Linked DNA regions of Homo sapiens: region 1 is linked to region 2. A link is a contact called in ENCODE Hi-C or POLR2A ChIA-PET data. All regions are on one chromosome and are shown on one strand. The core of a region is the stretch at or near the end of the contact, and the rest is flanking DNA. Distances in the headings are between cores, read along the strand shown. Region 1 overlaps BTBD9 (BTB domain containing 9). Region 2 overlaps BTBD9 (BTB domain containing 9).

The links. A loop is a pair of places that touch in the nucleus more often than their neighbours do. ChIA-PET counts read pairs that join two places held with the same protein, here RNA polymerase II (POLR2A). Pooled maps may share reads with other maps.
Region 1: a map of esophagus muscularis mucosa shows a loop between it and region 2 (2.1-fold over the local background). The contact joins two enhancer-like sites. A Hi-C loop is called at or near these places in 3 of 168 maps with a recorded cell type or tissue (PC-3, dorsolateral prefrontal cortex and esophagus muscularis mucosa) and 4 of 50 pooled maps. POLR2A ChIA-PET finds 5 or more read pairs at or near these places in 3 of 52 experiments (PC-9 and activated T-cell).

The regions. Positions count from the first base shown.
Region 1 is chr6:38,261,223-38,267,476 of GRCh38, reverse strand. All of the region lies in intron 8 of BTBD9 (BTB domain containing 9), which reads left to right. Among named protein-coding and RNA genes, the nearest start is that of BTBD9-AS1, 220 kb to the left of the region's middle. Within about 2 kb of position 4,801, at least 7 of the 41 ENCODE cell types and tissues checked have a DNase peak (open chromatin) inside an H3K27ac peak, as active enhancers do.
Region 2 is chr6:38,211,269-38,217,441 of GRCh38, reverse strand. All of the region lies in intron 9 of BTBD9 (BTB domain containing 9), which reads left to right. Among named protein-coding and RNA genes, the nearest start is that of BTBD9-AS1, 270 kb to the left of the region's middle. RefSeq lists an enhancer at 1,539-2,040. Within about 2 kb of position 4,686, at least 7 of the 41 ENCODE cell types and tissues checked have a DNase peak (open chromatin) inside an H3K27ac peak, as active enhancers do.

The DNA of each region.
Region 1 (6,254 bases), core at 3,552-6,051, 50 kb before region 2:
CTGGAGCCAAGGTGACTCTACTCCCCTACCTGTTGGATGAAGGCCCACACTGGGGCCTTTTGTTTCACAGGAGTCATAAATGTTAAGTAAAAATCCAAGAATTCTTAACACTCAGCTGTAGATTAGTACATTTTGAGCTCTTTAATGTGTCTGTCTGTTCTTATCGCCCTCCTAATAATTTCATAGAATTGAGGACAGAGAACAGAAAAGCTCACACAAATGCATATTGCCTTCAGCTATTAACAGAAGAAACTGATTCTGGCCTTTTACATTCACAACAGCCCGTAATAGCCTTCCTAGCAAATGAAGCTAAAAGCCAGCTGGACCTGATGCCTGGGAGCTAAGCCCTATCGTCTGGGCAGGACCTCGGCATTTCTGCCTCTCACACATCCTTTTCTGATCCTGCCGGTGAACCAAATCAGGCTGATCTCACTGATTGTATATATTCATCAAGAGGAGGAAGCTGCTGGGATCAAGGCAGATGGCCTTGCTGGAGAGGGGAATTGGTGATGCCAAATTTAAACACGGGGGAAGATCCGTAAAAGCTGCATACCTGCCTAGTGTGTCACTGCCCAAAAGGTCTGTAACATATTGTGACTTCACCTTTTAAAATATCATAAGACCATTTGAGGGGTTCCCAATATTTTTGATGCCAACATTTTGCTTAAGGAAGGGGCTGTATTAGAGTCACTTTCCAAAATATAAGAATGCTTTTCTTCTCAAGGGCTGTTTGGCCTGGACAAATTTTTATCATATTTCCACATTGAAAGCATAAAATGAGATAATTTTCTTTTTCTTCTTTCTTTCTTTCTTTCTTTCTTTCTTTCTTTCTTTCTTTCTTTCTTTCTTTCTTTCTTTCTTTCTTTCTTTCCTTTCTTTCCTTTCTTTCCTTTCTTTCTTGTTGAGACTGAGTTTTGCTCTTGTCGCCCAGGCTGGAATGCAATGGCACAATCTCGGCTCCCTGCAACCCCCTTCTCTCGGGTCCAAGTGATTCTCCTGCCTCAGCCTCCTGAGTAACTGGGATTACAGGTGCACGCTGCCACGCCCGGCTAATTTTTGTATTTTTAATAGAGATGGGGTTTCCCCATGTTGCCCAGGCTGGTCTTGAACTCCTGACCTCGGGTGATCCACCCACCTCAGCCTCCTAAAGTGCTGGGATTACAGGTGTGAGCCACCGTGCCTGGCTGAGAATTTTCATTAAATTGGACTGTGTAGTATGAAGTCTAGATCATAAGCCTGGGGCAAAATTTATTTGTTAAAAGAAAAAAAAGAGTTTGTCAAGTGATTAAATAATCTGTAAAAGATTGCTTGGGCAGTGTTTAGCCCATGTAAGAAAATTAACCAGGAAACTTAGGAAAATAGATTTGCGTTGAAAGCAGGAAATGTGCTGATTATAAATTGTTTTTTTTCCAAATGTGATAATGTATGCAAAAACATTTTGAAACTAGTGAGGACTGTGTGAATGTGAGGTGGGACTATGATTAATTGTTCACCATTCATTCCACACTCAGTATCTAATGAATATTGCAGCTGCAGCCATGTATTTGGTAATGTGGTGTTAGCTTTTATGTTATCACCTAAAACTTGAAGTTAAAAACTTAATCTTTCTAAGAAGTGAAAAGATGGTCTTAGTTAGCTGTTAAAAGTTGGTTGTTTTAGCCAGGTGTGGTAGCTCACGCCTGTAAGCCCAGCACTGTGGGAGGCTGAGGCAGGCAGGTCGCTTGAGCCCAGGAGTTTGAGACCTATCTGGGCAACATGGCAAATCACCTTCTCTACAAAAAAATACAAAAAATTAGCCAGGCCTGGTGGCGAGTGCCTGTAGTCTCAGCTACTTGGGAGGCTGAGGTGGGAGGATCACTTGAGCCCGGGAGGTGGAGGTTGCAGTGAGCAGAGGTTGCAGTAAGCCAAGATTACGCCACTGAACTCCAGCCTGGGCAACAGATTGAGACCCTGTCTTAAAAAAAAAAAAAAAAAAAGATTGGTAGTTTTGTATTGTCTCCAAGTTTTGGAAAGTTTTGCCCCATCCAGCTTTCCACAGTTATATCCTCCAGGCATATTCTCCATTGATATTTTTCCACTTTCAGATAACATACCTAGATTATACTATATTTCTCATGGTATGTGGGCTTTAAATAAATAAATAAATAATTATACTATATCAAATATAAGATTTCATGAGAAAGAAAATCCCTCCTTAAATATCCCCCTTTCTCAATGAGCCAGCCTACACAGTGGAGCCAAAATGTATACTTGCCACCTCCTCACATTTTTGTAATCCTGGACTTCAGTTGACTAAACACAGAAACTACATATGCCACACACCCGAGAGCTTCTGCTTGCCTTTTCTCTGGCTACCTGCAAGAGAATATTGTTAATCAGTGCCATCGTTTCTTCCCCTTTTAGAGAAATCACCCTCCACGTCCCAGATATGAGAGATTAAACATTATGAGACAGTAGGTAGACTCTCTGATGTCCTTTGACTAATGCATTTCCCCAGAATCCATTCCATCTGATGAGCAGCCAGTTTTTCCCTCCTCCTGCTATTAGGAGACTGGTGTTCCCTTTGCCCTGAAAGGTCGTGGCCCATTCAGAGGCAGGCCTCTGCAGTGGCAACACCTCAGGGGTTCTCATGTCTGGAATCTGCAGGGCAGCCGCCTGGTCTACTTCACACACTTTTAAGAAAACATGGTTACTGGGCTCTAGGCTCCCGCTGAGAATCTCATTTTGGACTCAGCGTCCTCCAGCAGCTCTTCTCAGCTGGACCTTGCTCCCCACCTGAGGGTGAAGCCACGTCATCGAACCCTGTGACAGCTGACGATAAGGAGCCCTCTCATCTTTGGGAAAGTCCCTCTTTCTCACCGGCAGAGTTGTTTCTCTGAAGCTGTATTAATTCCTTCTGGAAGCTGTTACAGGCTCCCTCCTGCCCCTCAGTAGCAGAGATTAGAATAGGGACCCTAATGTGTTGTTTGTCTTTCTGCTTCTCATCCAGAGGAGCAGGAACTGGACTTTTCCGAATTAGGTGAAAGTGCTGAAGTTTCCCTTTGTCACCACAACTCCTTACCTCTCTCCCTCACCTTTACAGCTGCCGCATCTGTTCTTTGCATCATGACCTCCAGTCTCTCTCTGTTCTGAACATTAGTCTACCATCTCTGATCCCACTTACCTCCTCAGAAGCCTACAGGTGGTCATTACTTTTCCTGGCCCTTCGTTCTCTGACCCTGGCCTGTATCCTCCTTGTCACTGTTGGCCCTGCTTCCCCAGTGCCACCGCTGAGGAGAGTTATAAACTACACTGATTGTTCCATCTTTGCAAGGCTCTCTCCCTGCAGCTCCACTGATGCCACTGAGCCCACTCCAAAGCCTGTTTTGCCTTGCCACCGTACACCACAGTCTTACCGCTCTCCGTTTCTACATAGAATCCTCTTTCATAATTGAACGAAAAGATTGCCATCATAAGGGAGGTTTCCCACCACCCCTGCTCTTTACCTCGTTGTCTCTCTGGTCCTGTAGCCATCACGGTATCATTGCTATCCTCACTGCCATAACATCTACTCTTATTGCGTACCTTTTCTGTCCAGTGCACTCCACCAGGAGCTTATCTTTGGCCCTTTTAGTTCCAAGTAACAGAAACCAAGTAAAGATAGGTTAAGCCGCAAATGGTAACTTTATTTAAGTGATTAGAAGATTTCTCACGGAATACTAGAGGAGAAACTCGGAGGGCCCTAGTAGGTTTTGAAACCAGACATTGGAATCTGTCGGGACCCCAGGTAGCCCTCCCTGGACTGCACAGCCTGTGGTCTCTGCTTCTCACTGCAGGTATCTTTCTTTGCTTCTGTATGCCTGTGATCAAAGAGACTCACCCCAGAATGCCTGTATTTTCATCATCTCATTTTAAGTGAACAGGGCACGTTAGGCTGGAATCTCACATAATTCTAAATTTTTGAGAAAGGAAATCTGATTAGCCCAGCATGGATTGGGCAGCTTCCAAGTCCAGAGGATAAACTGAGCTCAGGAATCTCCCATGTCCACCTTGAGGTTGTGCTGGAAAGAGTTGTCAAAGACAGGAGTTACTGTGTAATGTACAGACATACCAAAAAAACCTCTGCATATGCTATAACAGAATATTAAATGTTAGAACTGGAAGAGTGCTGAGAAGCCATCAAATCTCGACATTTAATGTCACAAAGGATGAAACCAAAGTATAAGTAAAGTGACTTGCCTAATGTTACTGAGTAGTTATTCAGTAAATATTTTTTGAATTGTTGAATGGAAGACAATTATTTCTGAAGAACTTAAAGGATCTTTACCAAAGAATATACTGTATACATTTTTGAGATCAGGAGTATCTTTCACTTTAACTGAAAGATTAGGAATGGATTTGATCATAAGTTATTGCACTGTCACTAATATCCTGGTTGCTGATCTTCCTTTAGTTGGTTTTCACCCAAATGAGAAAATTTAGCAACAGTGGCATTATGGTCCCAGGCCTTCCAGTGGAATTTCCCACAAATGATGGACAGTTAGAAACAGGCAAAACAGGCCCTTGCTTCTGGTCTAAAAGGCACCAATTCAGTGGAGAAGCTGTTGACCTCAACTGTTATACTTCAGCCATTGTTCACAATCTGGCACAGTATTAATCCCTTAAGAAAAGGATGAAAAAAGTGCCATTCAGCACAACATAGTTTGTCATCGCATGCATAATGTAGACTTTCCAATTAAAATGCTACAATTTGGAAACTTTCTTCACAGACTGATGAGAGAGCAACTATTTTAAAGACTGGAAACCTCAGTCCACTGGGTTTGCATTGAGTCACTTCTGACTCAAGCCACAAAGAAAAGAGTTTTGAAAACATATTCGCTATTGAATTTTGTATCAAAATACCAGCAAGGAGAGCAATTAGTTGCTGTAAACTGAACCCCTGGTAATCAATGGTATGCAGCCAGCCAGAGCATTTATGGAAGATGTAAGCAAAATCACATCTGCTAATCAATTAAAAAAAAAAAAAAGCCCAGCACTTCACTGCTTTTAGGGAAACTGCACAATGAGAATAAGGGAAGATGGAGGAGACAACATATATAATATCACCAGGCATTTCATGCTGTGCTCATTAGTTAGAGAGGTTTGTGGCAACAGCTAAACACCGACCTGATCTGCATCAATAAATCTTGGCCAGCAACTTCCTTTATTCAGCCCCTTTTGAAAATGGCTTCTGATCTATGGGTGGAAGTGTGCTGTGTATGTTTAAGGAGCTCATTTCAGTTAAGGTCATAGAGAGTGTCTGTCCTGGATGAGCTCACCATGCAAACATTCCCAGCTAGTTTACAAGTCAGAAATAGCTCTCTGTTGTTGCAGGCACAAAGACATAAGAATACACTTTGCAGGCAGCCAAAGAAGTGAAGGGAATTGGTAGAGCAAAATTCCTCTCAATGGAAAAGCAGAGGTTGAATCAGTTTTTCCTTTAGTATTCTTCAGCTGCAGTTGCTTTTTTCAGTCAAATCAACAAAGGGGTTTAATTCCTGGCTAAGCCTAAATTCCAAGCAAATGTGCATCCTAGGCATGAGTTAGAAGTCCTCTTTAAAACTTCAACATGTAGGTTGAGTCTGAGCCCTAGGCTCGATGACCTGAGATCCGTCAGTGTCCCTTTTCCACTCAGGAGTCACCATGACCCCACATCTCCAGTCCCTGGGGACTCTTAATAGAGGACTAGAGAGAGGATGTCTCAACCAGTATGAGCACTTGGCTGCTGTTCAGAAAAAAAGAATTTAGGCCAGAATAAATTAGTGAGGTAAAGATCGATAGACTAGGCTAATAAAAATTAATACCTTCAGCATGCAAACTATGATAGGCAGTGGATTAATATCCTTTAAATATAGAGGACATTTTGTAAGTCATTAACAAAAAGATACATATAAGTAGAAAATGGGTAAAATGTTCAAGCTCAATAAGTTAAAAATTGCAGATTAATAAGATATTTCAGCTATCAAATTAGCAGTATTTTTAAACATAATATATAATATTGGTGATGATGCACAGAAACAGGCATTTGTTATGCAGTGCTGGTAGTGTTAATATAAATTGGTATAGATTTTTGCTTGGGGTTGGGGGGAATAGAAGTATACAGCTATTTTATGATATACATCAAAGCCTCAAGATGTTATATGCCCTGTTCCAGGAGTTTCACTTACAGAATCATTCAAAGACAATAATCATAGATTTAGCTTAAGAATGTCTATCACAAAATTTTCATAATACGC
Region 2 (6,173 bases), core at 3,437-5,936:
TTACTTTCTTATTCTTAAAGCCTCCCTTGATTTTTCCACTTTGCCACCTTCTACCTGATGGAGCATAGGTTTGACCACTTTGTTGTAGGATGGGGATTCTTTTTTTTTTTTTTTTTTTTTTTTGAGATGGAGTCTTGCTCTGTCACCCAGGCTGGAGTGCAGTGGCATTATCTCGGCTCACTGCAACCTCTGCCTCCCGGGTTCAAGCGATTCTCCTGCCTCAGCTTCCTGAGTAGCTAGGACTACAGGCACCCGCCACCAGGCCTGGCTAATTTTTTTTTTTTTTTTTGTATCCTTAGTAGAGAAAGGGTTTCACCATGTTGGCCAGGATGGTCTTGATCTCCTGACCTCATGATCCACCCACCTCGGCCTCCCAAAGTGCTGGGATTACAGGCATGAGCTACTGCGCCTGGCCCAGAACAGGGATTCTTAAAGTGTGGCTCCCAGGCCATCAGCATCACCTGGGAACATATTAGAAATGCAACTTCTCAGGCCCCACCTCTCCTACCTACTGAATCTGAAACCCCAAGGTGGACCAGCAGTCTGTGTTTAGCATCCCCAACAGGTGATGCTGAACTTCATGTTTGAGAACCTTGGAATAGCGCATCAGAATGTGCATCAGAATCACTTGTGGATGCACACCCCTCCCCCACCGATGGGAAGCCCTGGACTAGAGCATCACTGGGGTTGCCCAGAAGGTGGTTGCTGTATTCCTCACTGACTATGAAGGTGTTAGTGACAGCTGCAACACAGTTCATTGTATAGTGGTTCTGTTATGAGGACCAGTGAGAATTTCACTACCATGACAAATCCTTCAGATGCTTTTACCAGCTGCCAACCACTGTGGTCCACAGGGAAATAATAGAGTTTAGGAGATGGGACATAAACCTGCCATTATACATGCAGAAAATCCACTTCTCCAGGGACTCAGACTTGGGAATTCTAACGTCTAAGATCTTAAGAGGGAGCCTGTGTTTCCCAAATGCTTCCATTTCTGCAGAAGGCTTGATAGACTTGCTTGGCCACCATAGTCCTAGCCAAGGACTGTGAGGAGTGCTCCACAGATCCTGTACCAGTCTGCTGGTCCACAGGTCTGTCTGCTAATTGGGGCATTTTGACCCAAAGTTGGGAGTCATGGTTTTTCTTTCTCATGAAGGTTATAAAACTGAAGATAAGAAAATGAAAATCATAAAAACAAAGATGGATACCCCAAGGGTACAGCCATCACTCAGAGTAGAGGCCCAATCACGTGCTCTGAGTCAACAAACTGTACAATGTCAGAGTTGCATTCTTAATTGAGTGTGTTTCCCCTTTGTGATGTTTTGTTACATCCAGAAGAAATGGCCCCAAAAGAATACTTGTCATCTCTAATTATAGAACAGAGCCGTGCTTCTTCACAAGAAGTGAAAGGTGAAAATAGAGATGTCCTCCTCAGAACCCGAAAATTGATATTGAGGGCCTTCCCCCTGGGGCAGTATTTAGGCAAGGGATGGAATGGAACAATGGAAGGATTAGTGGCAGTGGTGTGGGGGGCGCAGGTGGGGAGGGATTGGTCTGATTTTTTTGTTGTTATTGTTAATCTCTAAAGCCTCCGCAGTATGGAGTTTCAGATCTAGAGTTCTGCTGACTTGATGGGAAAAAACAGCTGAATGATAAAACAGCTGAAATTTCATCTGTCTCTACATCTCCTGCCCCACACCCCTCCAGGGCTGCCCAGCAGGACACCAGTGTGATTCTGATGGCAGCTGAGCCATCACAAAGTGGGGAGATGAGTAAATCATCTGATAACTTTAGGAAAATCTACTTTATGCTTTCACACACTCCGTTGAACTTTTCAAAAATATTGACTAAATAACTTGCCAGCTGTGATTACCAACAGCTCTATTTGACAATCTTTGACAGAAAGCCAATGGGTATGTGCGACGTCATCCAGCGCTAACAGGGCCTTCATTAGCAGCTCTTGAGGGGATGAGTGCTCTCCTGGCCTGGGAAGAGTGATTCCTGTCCCCTGGTGCTGTTCACTCGCGCGTGGGTAAACTATTTGCTTAGCGAGCCCGGAGGCCGACATTGAAGCTTGCCTGTTCGTCTCCATCACTCTAAGGGCTTTTTATGTTCAGATCTGCAGGAACACAAATAATATTCTTTCTAAGCTGCTCCAAAATACAAGTGATAGAAAATATCATGGAAAAGGTGAATTGCCAGACAGTAAGCCCTCATGACCGAGAGCTTATTCATAAAATGATGACAAATTTATTGCACACGTTCACTGCTGGCTTTCTGAGATTAATAGCTGATCCATCTGATTTTAAAGCCTGACAATAGAATCAGAAAGAGTTACTGGTCAGTTTTTTCACCCATCCCCTTCACCCAGCAACCTTCCTCCTCAAGAAATAATACAGAAAAATCAGCTGATGTAGCTTCAGCAAGTGCCTTATGTTATTTTATTGCGAGAGATTTCCGTGTGCCAAGGATAACTTTTAACCTTGTTGAATGCAATTTTTGACTTTTTGGCATCTGCCTTCAGCTCTGCAAAACCCTCAGGGCAGGGGACTGGTACGGTGAATAGCTAGGGGTAGACTGAAACACAGTCTGAAAGGAAGCCATATTTTCTTGTGTCTTATGGCTGCTTGTTTACTATGAAGTAGTAAAGAAGTCATTGCTTGATATCTTAGCCCTGACGGCATGAACAAAATTCAAAGCAGGTGTAATGAAATACATGGCATCAAACCTTGGGCACACAGGAAGCCCAGGCTGGCAAAATATGGGTTGGGAATCTCTGGGGTTGCTGGTTTGAGGGGAATTAGGATTCCTCACAAAAAGCACGCGACCTCCCTTGCAGCCTCCTCCTCCCTGTTTTCGCTCTTCTGGCCAACTAAAGTGACCTGCAGACTCTCCCTGCCCTGTCACACCTTTAGCCTCTCTCAGTGCCCAGCTGATCCCCCTGCCTGTCTTGGCATCTGGTTTTTGTGTCAAATGATTTAAATTATTTAACTTAATGTATGTACTTAACATATGCCCTTGTCACCTGTCCTGTCTCATTGTCCACCTTCTTTGTGAACTCACAGGGAGCCAGCGGGCTAGGTCAGTCCTTGCTACACTCTGGCACTGGCATAATGCCACATGGCAGCCTGGCTGAGGGCGCTGAGATGTGCAGGAAAAAGCAGGGTTGCAGAGAAAGCCCATCCTTGCCTGCATCTAGGCCAGTGTATGGCAGGAATCTGAGGGAGGGGCCAGAGAGTGACTTGGAGCCAGCCAGTGGGGAGTGAGGGGCCTTGGAGAGAACATGCACCTTTTATAAGCCTGAGAGAAATCTAGGCCAACACAGACAGACCCGAAAAGTCATCAACACCAGAGAGTGCTAATGGTGACTTTTTTTAAATCAAGAAAATGTTTGAAAAGAGGGAGAAATTATTATTATTATTATTATTATTTTTGTTTGTTTATTTGAGATGGAGTCTCGCTCTGTCACCCAGGCTGGAGTGCAGTGGCGCAATCTCAGCTCACTGCAAGCTCCGCCTCCTGGGTTCATGCCATTTTCCTGCCTCAGCCTCCAGCTCAGTCCCAGCCTGTAGCTGGGACTACAGGCGCCTGCCACCACACCTGGCTAATTTTTTTTGTATTTTTAGTAGAGATGGGGTTTCACCATGTTAGCCAGGAGGGTCTCGATCTCCTCACCTCATGATCCGCCCGCCTCAGCCTCCCAAAGTGCTGGGATTACAGGCGTGAGCCACCACGCCCAGCCATGATTTTTTTATTTTTTTTAATTCAACTTTTTTATTGACAGAAACTGTCCCAGAAGAAAGATTGTTACATGCCACATACTGCCTCACATTGGCTTGCAGATCATTCACTGTCTTGAATGCAGTGCTTTGTGTTGAATGTGACAGTTAATGCAGATCCCGGAAAGGGCCTTTATGGGGCCTGCCTCAAAGACTTGTCACCTTTTTATTACAGAACTCATATTCAGAGATTCCAGTGTGTTAAATAGCTCTAGGCTAATCTTGGGCCGCTCTGTGCTAAGGGCAATGGTTTTCATCATAGGAAAACATTTTTTTTTTTACTCCAGAGATTTTTTTAAGCTCTCCCAAGTGCTCCCAACTTCCTGTCTGTTCAGCTGCAAATATCAGGCCCTTAATGGCTGGAGAGGGAGAGTCTATTTTTAAAGTTTTTACTGAATATCTCCCCACTGTCAGGTGCTGAACGAATTTGGCTTGTCATTAGATCTAAAATACCCACAGGGGTTTAGTGTAACTTTTAGGTATGAAATTGATCAGGTTTGATTCTGAGACCGTCTGGTGATCCTTCTGGAAGGCCACTTGCTTGCTTAGCTGTGTGTGAGATCATAGGTCAGGGCTGGGCTTTGTTTTGCATGGGCTTTTGACATTAATTTCCACAAAAGCAGCCTTAAAAAAAAAAAAACACCTGAAATTCAGGGGCCAGTTAGTCCTCTTTGTATTCTAAATCCCTTTGGTATTTAAAACATTAGGAAATGAAATTGCCAAATTCTTAACATTTGAAAATTGGCTCCTGCCCATGCCTAGTCTTCACATTTCCAGGGTGCTTCTGGGAGGGAATGCGCTGCTGGGGGAGAAGGGGGTGGTATTGGACAGCCACACGGAGCCAGGAGGAGGAGGCCGTCTCCTTGGAGGTAGCAGGCTTTTCAGAGCTCACCTGCCCTCCTCACAGGCTGAAAGGAGCTGCTGACGTCATTAAATCAATAACTTTGTTTAGCATTGTGTTTTCTGGGGGCAGGAAATCCTCTGGGGAACAGCAGACTGAATTTTCTCCCTCCCCTCACCAGCCTCCAGAGATGCCTGCTGGCAAGGGGTGTGGCCAAGCGGCTGGCTCTGCCATTGCCATTTAGTGGAGACCTACACCCTGGTTTTTGTTATTTTTCAGGCAAATTTCAGCAAAATTCCCAAGCCTCTAAGCTAGGTACTGAGAGGTCAAAAGTAGGAACAACTTTCTGAGCAACAGGGAGCAAATCAAAGTTTGTGAAGCCTGTGCAGGGTCATGCCCCATAGTCCTGTGTCACCCCCTCTCAACCTTCCTGTCCCCCAGCGCAGGCTGGCCCAGAGTAGCCCAGCTTGTTCTGTATAGGAATTTCACACACATGAAACCACAGCCCCAGGCAGGCCCCTCAGCACAGACCAGTGTTGCCCAGTGTTGCGTCCACCTCACTCTACCCAGCAGCCATCGCTGAGGAATGGGAGTGATTAGCCCAGAGCCTGCACCATGGGTGGAGAGCCCCTGCTCAGAAAGAGCTCCAGGCTTTAACATTCTCCTGGCCACCAAGGGAGGGCCACTCCTGTGCCCCTCTTTAACATCACCAAGGACAGGACCCCACAGCCTCTCCTGGGACCACGTTAAATGGTTTCTATAATAATTTTTCTGGTGGGTCAACAGGTTACTACGCAGTTGCCAGAATCAGCAAATTGCTGATTTCCCTTCCCCACATCACCCAGCCATGGGTCAGTCACACGAGAAGAGTCAATTGGTGGACTCAACACAGTGGTGGCAAAATGTTGGTCTAGACACTCTGCCTAGCTCCTGAAATCTGGTCTGAGTGTTTATTGCCAAGAACAGCTAGGAATTTTGGCCTCAAGCAAGTGACAGCAAGAGTTTGTTAACTACACAAATATAGCCCCATATTCCTGTTCAACATCAGACAAGGTTGAGCCAGAGTGATTTTTTTTTTAAGGCAGAATCTTGCTCTGTTGCCCAGGCTGGAGGGCAGTGGCTTAATCTCAGCTCACTGCAACCTCCACCTCCTGGGTTCAAGCGAGTCTCGTGCCTCCGCCTCCTGAGTAGCTAGGATTATAGGCATGCACCACCACACCCCCCTAATTTTTGTATTTTTTAGTAGAGATGGGCTTTCGCCATGTTGGCCAGGCTGGTCTTGAACTCCTGGGTTCAAGTGATCCATCTACCTAGGCCTCTCACAGTGCTGGGATTATAGGTGTGAGCCACTGCACATAGCCTAGAGTGAATTTTTTTTTTTTTTTTCTTTTGTGAGACGGAGTCTCGCTCTTTTGCCCAGGCTGGAGTGCAGTGGTGCTATCTCAGCTCACTGCAAGCTCTGCCTCCCAGGTTCACGCCATTCTCCTGCCTCAGCCTCCTGAGTAGCTGGGACTGCAGGCGCCCGCCACCATGCCCGGCTAATTTTTTGTATT